3 separate regions of the Homo sapiens genome follow, and all the other regions are linked to region 3. Evidence: read pairs that join two places in POLR2A ChIA-PET (ENCODE). Cell type or tissue: CD4-positive, alpha-beta T cell. All regions are shown on one strand.

Region 1 (2,500 bases), 57 kb before region 3:
CACTATTCACAATAGCAAAGACATGGGATCAACCTAAATGCCCATCATTGGTAGACTGGATGAAGAAAATGTGGTACATATATACCATGGAATACTATGCAGCCATAAAAAAATGAGATCATGTTCTTTGTAGCAACATGGATGGAGCTAGAGATCATTGTCTTAAGCGAACTAACGCAGGAACAGAAAACCAAATACCACATGGGCTCACTTATAAGTGGGAGCTGAACATTGAGTACACAAGGACACAAAGAAGGGAACAACAGACACCCAGGCCTACTTGAGGGTGGAGGGTGGGAGGAGGGAGAGGATAGAAAAACTACCTATGAGTACTATGCTTATTTCCTGAGTGACAAGATAATCTATATACCAAACTCCGGTGACATGCAGTTTACCTGAAATGTAACCCCTGAACCTAAAATAAAAGTTTAAAAAGAAGGATTGATAGCCAGGCGCAGTGGTTCATGCCTGTAATCCCAGCACTTTGGGAGGCCAAGATGGGCGGATCACCTGAGGTCAGGAGTTCAAGACCAGCCTGGCCAACATGGAGAAACTCCGTCTGTACTAAAAATATGAAAAAATTAGCTGGGCGTGGTGGAACACACCTGTAATCGCGGCTACTCTGGAGGCTGAGGCAAGGAGTTACTTCAACCCGGAAGGCGGAGGTTGCAGTGAGCCGAGATCACGCCACTGCACTCCTGCCTGGGTGACAGAGCAGGACTCCGTCTCAAAAAAAAAGAATAGAAAAGAAAAAAAGAAAGAAGGATCGATTCCTTCTCAAAATGACCTCTCTTCAAACCAGCTCAGGCACCATGAGTTCTCTGAAGTGAGACAAAAATCCAAAGCCTCTGCACTCCCAGGTCTTCATGGAGATGCTTCATGCTCTTGGCAACCCTCTTCTCTCAGGGCAGATTAACCCGGGAACACAGGGGACTCGCAGACAGTGGAAAATGTTGCAGACAGATAAACCACAGCATGCTGGGGCTGCCTGAGGGGAGGGCTGGAAGGGGCTCTGCATGCATGAGAATTGCAGTTCTTTATTCTTCTTAATACTTTATTCCACAGCAGCCAGAGTGCACAGACAGGAGATAGATAGATAGCTGGGAAGAGAGAGAGAGAGAGACAGAGAAGATAACGGTAAACAGCGGAGACACAGCCCGTATCACACCCCACCATGGCAAAGGCACCCTCTGTCGTACACCCAGCCTGCCCACTGGGTTCTGGGCTGAGGGTGTTGCCAGCATCCACATCCGCAGGAAGTGGGCTCTGAAGGCCAAGGAGCACAAAGATGCCTCCTCAGTAAAGACAGTAATCTGGTCACCCTCCTCAGAAGTCACCCCCAGGATGGAGCAGCTCAGCTCCTTAGCTTCCCTCTCAAATGGATGAAGTTAAGGTCCTGCCTAACCACCCCCAACACACACACACACACACACACACACACACACACACACACACACACAGCTGAGCAGTATCCTGGCTTGGGTCACGGATGGGTGACCCTTTGTTCCCACCCCCCCATCTCAGAATGAGTGATGTGCTTTCTGCCTCCACCCTCTCTCTCCTCCCCAGGAAAGAGGTTTCCAGAGCTGCTAGTTAGCCATAAAAAAAAGCAACCCTTCCACCCAGGTTCAATCTTTTACTCGAGGATTCTGTTTCCATGGCAACCAAGCCTACAAGGCCTCAGCAGTGATCTGTTCTCTGGCAAGGGGAACACGGGAAAGGCTGCCCTGGGAACAGCTGAGTTAAGGCTGACTGTGCCCTGTGTGTATCAAAGGAAGGGTCTCTCCAGCTTGTGGACAAGAGACCTAATGGTTCCCCCGGTGACCCTCTCCAGGGAGCAAAAGCAAACACTGTCCCAGAGCTGCCTTGCTAACATTTCTGGCTCCTTTTTCTTTCCCCTCCCACTTCCACCCTCCTCCTTCCCCTGCACACCCCTACAGGCCCCCACTCATGCCTTAAGGCTCTGCAGAGCCCTATAGATGCACCCTAGGCTAGAGATGACACCCTTGCTACCCAAAGACAATGTTTGACAGAAAGCAATGAAACTACCTAAGATCTGTTTAAATGGGTCTAGGATGGTTCATTGGAATCAGTGGTTGTCAGCCAGAGTAATGTTGACTTCCTTCCCAGGGTACAATGGGCAATGTCTGGAGACATTTTTGATTGTTAGGACTGGGGCTTAGGTGGGCAGGGAGAGGAATGGAGGTACTGACATCTCATGGGCAGAGCTGGGGATGCTGCTGAACATTCTAAAATGCACAGGACAGCTTCACCAAAGAATTGTCTATCTGAGCCAGGCACAGTGGCTCACACCTGTAATCTCAGTGCTTTGGGAGGCCAAGGCAGGAGGACTGCTTGAGCCCAGGAGTTCAAGACCAGCCTGGGCAACATAGAAAGACACTGTCTCTACAGATAATTTCAAAAATTAGCCAAGCACGGTGGCATGTGCCTGTGGTCCTAGCTACTTGGGTGGCTAAGGCAGGAGGATCACCTGAGCCCA
Region 2 (2,500 bases), 780 kb after region 3:
TGCCCCGTAGAGCCGCTGGGCTGTGTGCTGCACCACTGGGGCACATTCCCATAGCCTACCAACAGAATGGCCCCCGGGGGTTGTGTACTGCCCAATCTGCACAACTCACTTCCAAGTCTAGACTGGACCTGAGAGGGGTGGGGAACGCGGCAGGCCTGAAGCTCTCTTCCTCATTTTTTTTTTTTTTTTTTTTTTATGACAGTCTTGCTCTTGTTGCCCAGGCTGGAATGCAATGGCACAGTTTCGGCACACTGCTTCCTCTGCTTCCCGGGTTCAAGCTATTCTCCTGCCTCAGCCTCCTGAGTAGCTGGGGTTACAGGCGCCCACCACCATCCCCGGCTAATTTTTGTATTTTTAGTAGAGACAGGGTTTCACCATGTTGGCCAGGCTGGTCTCCAACTCCTGACCTCAGGTGATCCACCCGCCTTGACCACCCAAAGTGCCGGGATTACAGGTGTGAACCACCAGGCCTGGCCTCTTCCTCTTTATTTCATTGTAGAGTGATTGACTCGTTGAGATAACAAATTGTGATTAAGGCCCTACGCAGGCAGCACAAGCACATACAGACCCTCCCTTGTGGAGGGACAGCCTGAGAGGCAGCCAGGAACACACTGCAGCAAAGCCCTCCTAACCTTCAGGGATCACCTAACCTTCAGTGATCTGCCCACCTCAGCCTCCCAAAGTGCTGGGATTACAAGCATGAGCCACTGCGCCCGGCCCTGGTTTTCTTTTTCTTGCTCAAAGGTGGGGAAGGGTTGAAGGGACAAGAAGGAGGTATTGTAATCCCAGCACTTTGGGAGGCAGAGGCGAGAGGATCACTTGAGCCCAGGCATTCAAGACCAGCCTGGGCAACAAAGCAAGAACTTATTTCTACAAAAAATTTAAAAATAAGGAGGTATCGAGACCCTCCAGGATTGGGTGAAGCAGAGGCGGTCAGCATGTGCCCTCCTTGCCAAGCTGTGCAGCTGCAGGGATGCCATCACCTAACTGGTCCCTCTTTCCCCATTTGCACAAAAGCTGTGTGGGCTGCAGAGGTCCAGGTAGACCCGTAAAGAGGGTCACTTGGGGGCAATGGAGAGCTTTTTGGGAATTCAATTTGAGTTTTCTAGACCCGTCCTCCTCCTTGGCAGCTAAGGAGCAGTGTGGGAAGTCAGGCCTGAGCCTCAGGTGTTCCCTCTCTGCCTTCCTGTGGGTGGAGAGCCAGGTATTACCAGGTACGAAAAGGGGCTTTGTGGGTACAAGGCCAGTGGTGAGTACATTTGACCTGGTCTTGACCAAGCCAGTTCCCTGCTCTCAAGACTTCCTCCTCCTATGGAGGAGGGGTTGGGAACCACATCCAGCTCTGACCCTAGTGGCAGCCGACCAAGTGGTCACTTGGGGTGGAGGAGGGGCAGGAAGGAACTCAGTAAATCCTGGTTTGCTGCATGTTTGCTCTGAGACTAATTGCTGGGAAAACCCCATGACGTTGAAGCCATCTCCTTCTCTGTTAACACAGAGAAAAACAGAAGCCAAAATAAAGCCCCATCCGGAAACATCCCTGACAGCAGAGACAAAGAGCCTGCCAGCCTGGTTTACTCATTAGCAAGCAGCTGCTGCCGTGGAGTGGGTGGGGAGGAGAGGTAGTGATGAGCTGCAACTCTGCCTGCCCACCCATCACTTAACTGGGCAGATTTGGGGGCAGCTGCAACTCTAGAAGCTCCACCAAGAAGCAGAAACCCCCAGGCCCAAACACCAAGCCCTCTCCCTCCATTTATTCCTCACCTGCCCCAGCCCCCACTGTGGGCCTGGGTCGGAGGGTGAGCTGGCCGTGACCACCCCACCATGCGCCTGGTATATGGTGTTTGATAGCATTTGTTGCAGTGTCTGCGTTGTTTGTGCACCTGTCTGCCTCGCAGCCTGGAGCTCCTGAAAGCTGGGACCAGGCCCGATCACCTTTCCTCTTCCACAGTGCGGGGTTCACACTAGGTGTCTAGGATTCTGCTGAGTGAGTGATTTGGCCAGGCCTGACATCAAGCAGAGGGTGTCTTGGGGATGTGGAGGATCCCCCAATAGGGTTGGGGATCCCTACAGCTTTCCTTGAGGCCCCCACATCTGGTGCCACAGAAAGAGAGTGAGGGGTGTGTGGGCATCTCTGCTGTCCCAGCAGTGTGGTGCCCTGGTAGCTCAGCCACTCTACTGAGTTCCAAATCCTGTTTGGTGCCCTGGGGAAGTCAGTGTAAGGCCCTAGTCACCCCAAATGCCCCAAGTTCAACTGTAGGGATCTGACCCACCCCCAGGCTTTCTCCTCACAAATGGTTCCTGACACAGGAGCCACCACCATTACTGTCACTTCAAACTTGGACAGGTGCCCCCAGGCAGCTGAGCAAGCCTAGGAATGGGACATGTCCAAGACCCCAGCTGTCACCCCATAGGAGGTCGGGGTCTGCCAGGGAGACGGACTTGGGAACAAGTCACATCGGTGTGTTGTGGACAAATGTCACCAACATGCTGTGGAGCTCAG
Region 3 (2,500 bases):
CTTCATGTCTTACTGCCTTGCCATGCTGGGATATTCTCATTGGCCAGGCCTGGGTCATGGGCCCACCCCAGAAGTGGATTGAGGGCTAGTAGGTTTCCCACAGAAAAATCCTACTGTTAAAATCATTAAAAGAAAAACTGAATGTTGGGCGAACAATAACAGTAGTTGTCCATTGCAGAATCACTTCAAAAATACAGCTTTTCCTTTCTCTTGCATTATTTGCTTGAGATAAATTTTCACAGATGGGATCCCATGAGTCACGGTGGCTTTTGATATAAAATGCCAAGTAGTTTTTCAACAGGATGCATATATTTACATTCTGTCTGCTCAGAATGAACAAATTTCACCACACCCTTATTTGTGTTGGATGCCATATGTTTTGTAAACCTAGACAATTCTAATTTTAGTAGATTCTGCAGTTATTTATATTTGCATTGTTTTCCCTATCCCTTTTTAGAGTGGAAAATACAAATAAGAAAGTATATGTAAGTTGGTTAGCATGAACCTTCGAATCAACAGATGGGCCAGCTGGAGCCCTGGGAGCAAGTGGAAGAACAGGTGTGTCTCTCCTGCTCGCGGCCTTAGGGACCAGAGGACAGGGTCTGTGCTGAGAGACGACGCCAGCTCATCCAGTTCCAGCCTGGGGTTCAAACTCAAAAGGAACTTCAAATGTCAAACATTTCTGGGTTATTATTATTGTTATTACTCGTCATTTCAGCTGTGTTATTGCATGAATGTTAGACTTCATCTAAATTTTAAAAATGCATGTGCGCTACACTACTGGCAAAAAGCTAGAGAAACTTGTTGAGTTTGGGGGTGTCCTATTGTGTTCCTGTGTCTTCATTTTGTTAAATCGTGATGAAAGCAATTTCCGAGGCTCTGCTGGTGGTACTGCCAGGTGCGCACGAGTGAGAAGGGGTAGGAAAGGGATCGCGAAGAGACAAGCCGATGCTCCTTCCCCTCCTCGCTGGGAGTTCACTTTCCTTTGCGCCAGAGACCACAGGCTCCGCCGCTCGACGCCCAGACCATAGAGATGCGGAAACCTCCGGATTCCTAGAGAGGAAATGCGGGCTCAGGGTGTCGGCTTCCGGCGGTTGCCCACTTTCGGCTTCTTTCAGACAGCGTCCTGAGTGCACTGAGTTTGCGGGGTTTTTTCTGCTGGAGGGTTTCTCGCATCCTCTTAGGTCCCTGCTCTGGGCTCACGGGAGGCCTTGCCGGGTGGACGCGAACCCCTAATGCCGACTCTGGGGCCGCGGGCGGCCTCCTCCACGGAACTCGCGCGCCGCGGGATTGGGGGCCGGGGTGGAAGGCTTTTCGGAGGGGCCCCCTTGAAGCCCATAGCGCCGGGATCCCTTTCGCCTAAGTGCTACCTCGAGATCGGCCCCTCCAATACCTAAGCTCTGGACTTTCCTTTTTATAACCCCTACAGGCTCGAAAAAAATAATGGTGACACTGCAACTTAAAAGTATTTAATTTAGGCCGGGCGCACTGGCTCACGCCTGTAATCCCAGCACTCTGGGAAGCCAAGTTGGGAGGATCGCTGGAGCTCAGGAGTTAGAAACCGGCCTGGGCAACATAGCGAGACCCAGTCTCTACTAAAAAAAAAAAAAAAAAAAAAATACAAAAATTAGCCGGGCGTGGTGGTGTGCGCCTGTGGTCCCAGCTGCTCTGGAGGCTGAGGTGGGAGGATTGCTTGAGCCTGGGAGGTCGAGGCTGCAGTGAGCCTTGGTGGCACCCCTGCACTCCAGCCTGGGCGACAGAACAAGACCTGTAAATATATATACTTCAGGGCCCATTTTTCCCGTATGTAGGAGAACGACTGACTTGTCAATTTTAACAAGTCAAGTAACCAAAACAAACAAACAAAAAATGCACTTTAGTATTGTGACCACATAATGGGGAAGAAGATTAGTTCAGAAGATGAGGAACTATGAGCCTGGAAGAGTAGAGTACAAGAACTATGCAGACAGTGCCACTTGGAAGGAGGATTGGAGGTACAGGGGTAGAAAGGGTCCTAACGTCCTCCCTATGGGAGAGGAGGGTGAAGACAAAATCAAGATCTCTTAACCAAAGGCTGTGCATCATGGTGCACGCCTGTAGTCCCAACTACTCGGGAGGCTGAGGTAGGAGGATGGCTTGAGCCTGGGAGGCGGAGGTTGCAGTGAGCTGAGATCGTGCCACTGCACTGCAGCCTGGGTGACAGAATGAGGCCCTGTCTCAGAAAAAAAAAAATCTTACCAAGGAGAAATGAGACTCATGATTGTAGACTACTAGTTTGAGAATACTGGCCTGGATTCTCTACCAGGGCAGCCACTTACCACAGGTGTTAGTTCCTCAATAATTTTGAGATGTTATTTTACTGTTCATGATGTATGCTGGAGGAAGGCCAAGGCCGGGTTTTGTTCATTTCCATTTCCAGGTGTTATATGGCTTGTGGCAGTTCAGTGATTATGAATCATTTTCTTGAACATTTATAAAACGGAAACTATCCATAAAACGG

What was found. Peaks named below come from ENCODE experiments on the same cell type or tissue, not always from the same donor. Only the 100,000 strongest peaks of a DNase experiment are listed, where the experiment ranks them.
Region 1: POLR2A ChIA-PET joins it to region 3 with 6 read pairs; 8 of 35 experiments call an interaction of 5 or more read pairs at or near these places.
Region 2: POLR2A ChIA-PET joins it to region 3 with 5 read pairs; 2 of 35 experiments call an interaction of 5 or more read pairs at or near these places.

What each region holds. Positions count from the first base shown.
Region 1 is chr17:65,178,596-65,181,095 of GRCh38, reverse strand. The region is part of intron 9 of RGS9 (regulator of G protein signaling 9); the gene reads right to left. Among named protein-coding and RNA genes, the nearest start is that of RGS9, 42 kb to the right of the region's middle. In CD4-positive, alpha-beta T cell, no CTCF peak of the experiment used is centred here; DNase peaks (open chromatin) are centred at 1,235 and 1,655; H3K4me3 peaks cover 351 bases; H3K27ac peaks cover 1,348 bases.
Region 2 is chr17:64,343,407-64,345,906 of GRCh38, reverse strand. All of the region lies in intron 13 of PECAM1 (platelet and endothelial cell adhesion molecule 1), which reads left to right. Among named protein-coding and RNA genes, the nearest start is that of PECAM1, 46 kb to the left of the region's middle. In CD4-positive, alpha-beta T cell, no CTCF peak of the experiment used is centred here; a DNase peak (open chromatin) is centred at 1,496.
Region 3 is chr17:65,121,990-65,124,489 of GRCh38, reverse strand. No RefSeq gene overlaps it. Among named protein-coding and RNA genes, the nearest start is that of RGS9, 14 kb to the left of the region's middle. RefSeq lists enhancers at 949-998, 804-1,334, 1,335-1,866. In CD4-positive, alpha-beta T cell, no CTCF peak of the experiment used is centred here; a DNase peak (open chromatin) is centred at 1,059; H3K4me3 peaks cover 1,348 bases; H3K27ac peaks cover 902 bases.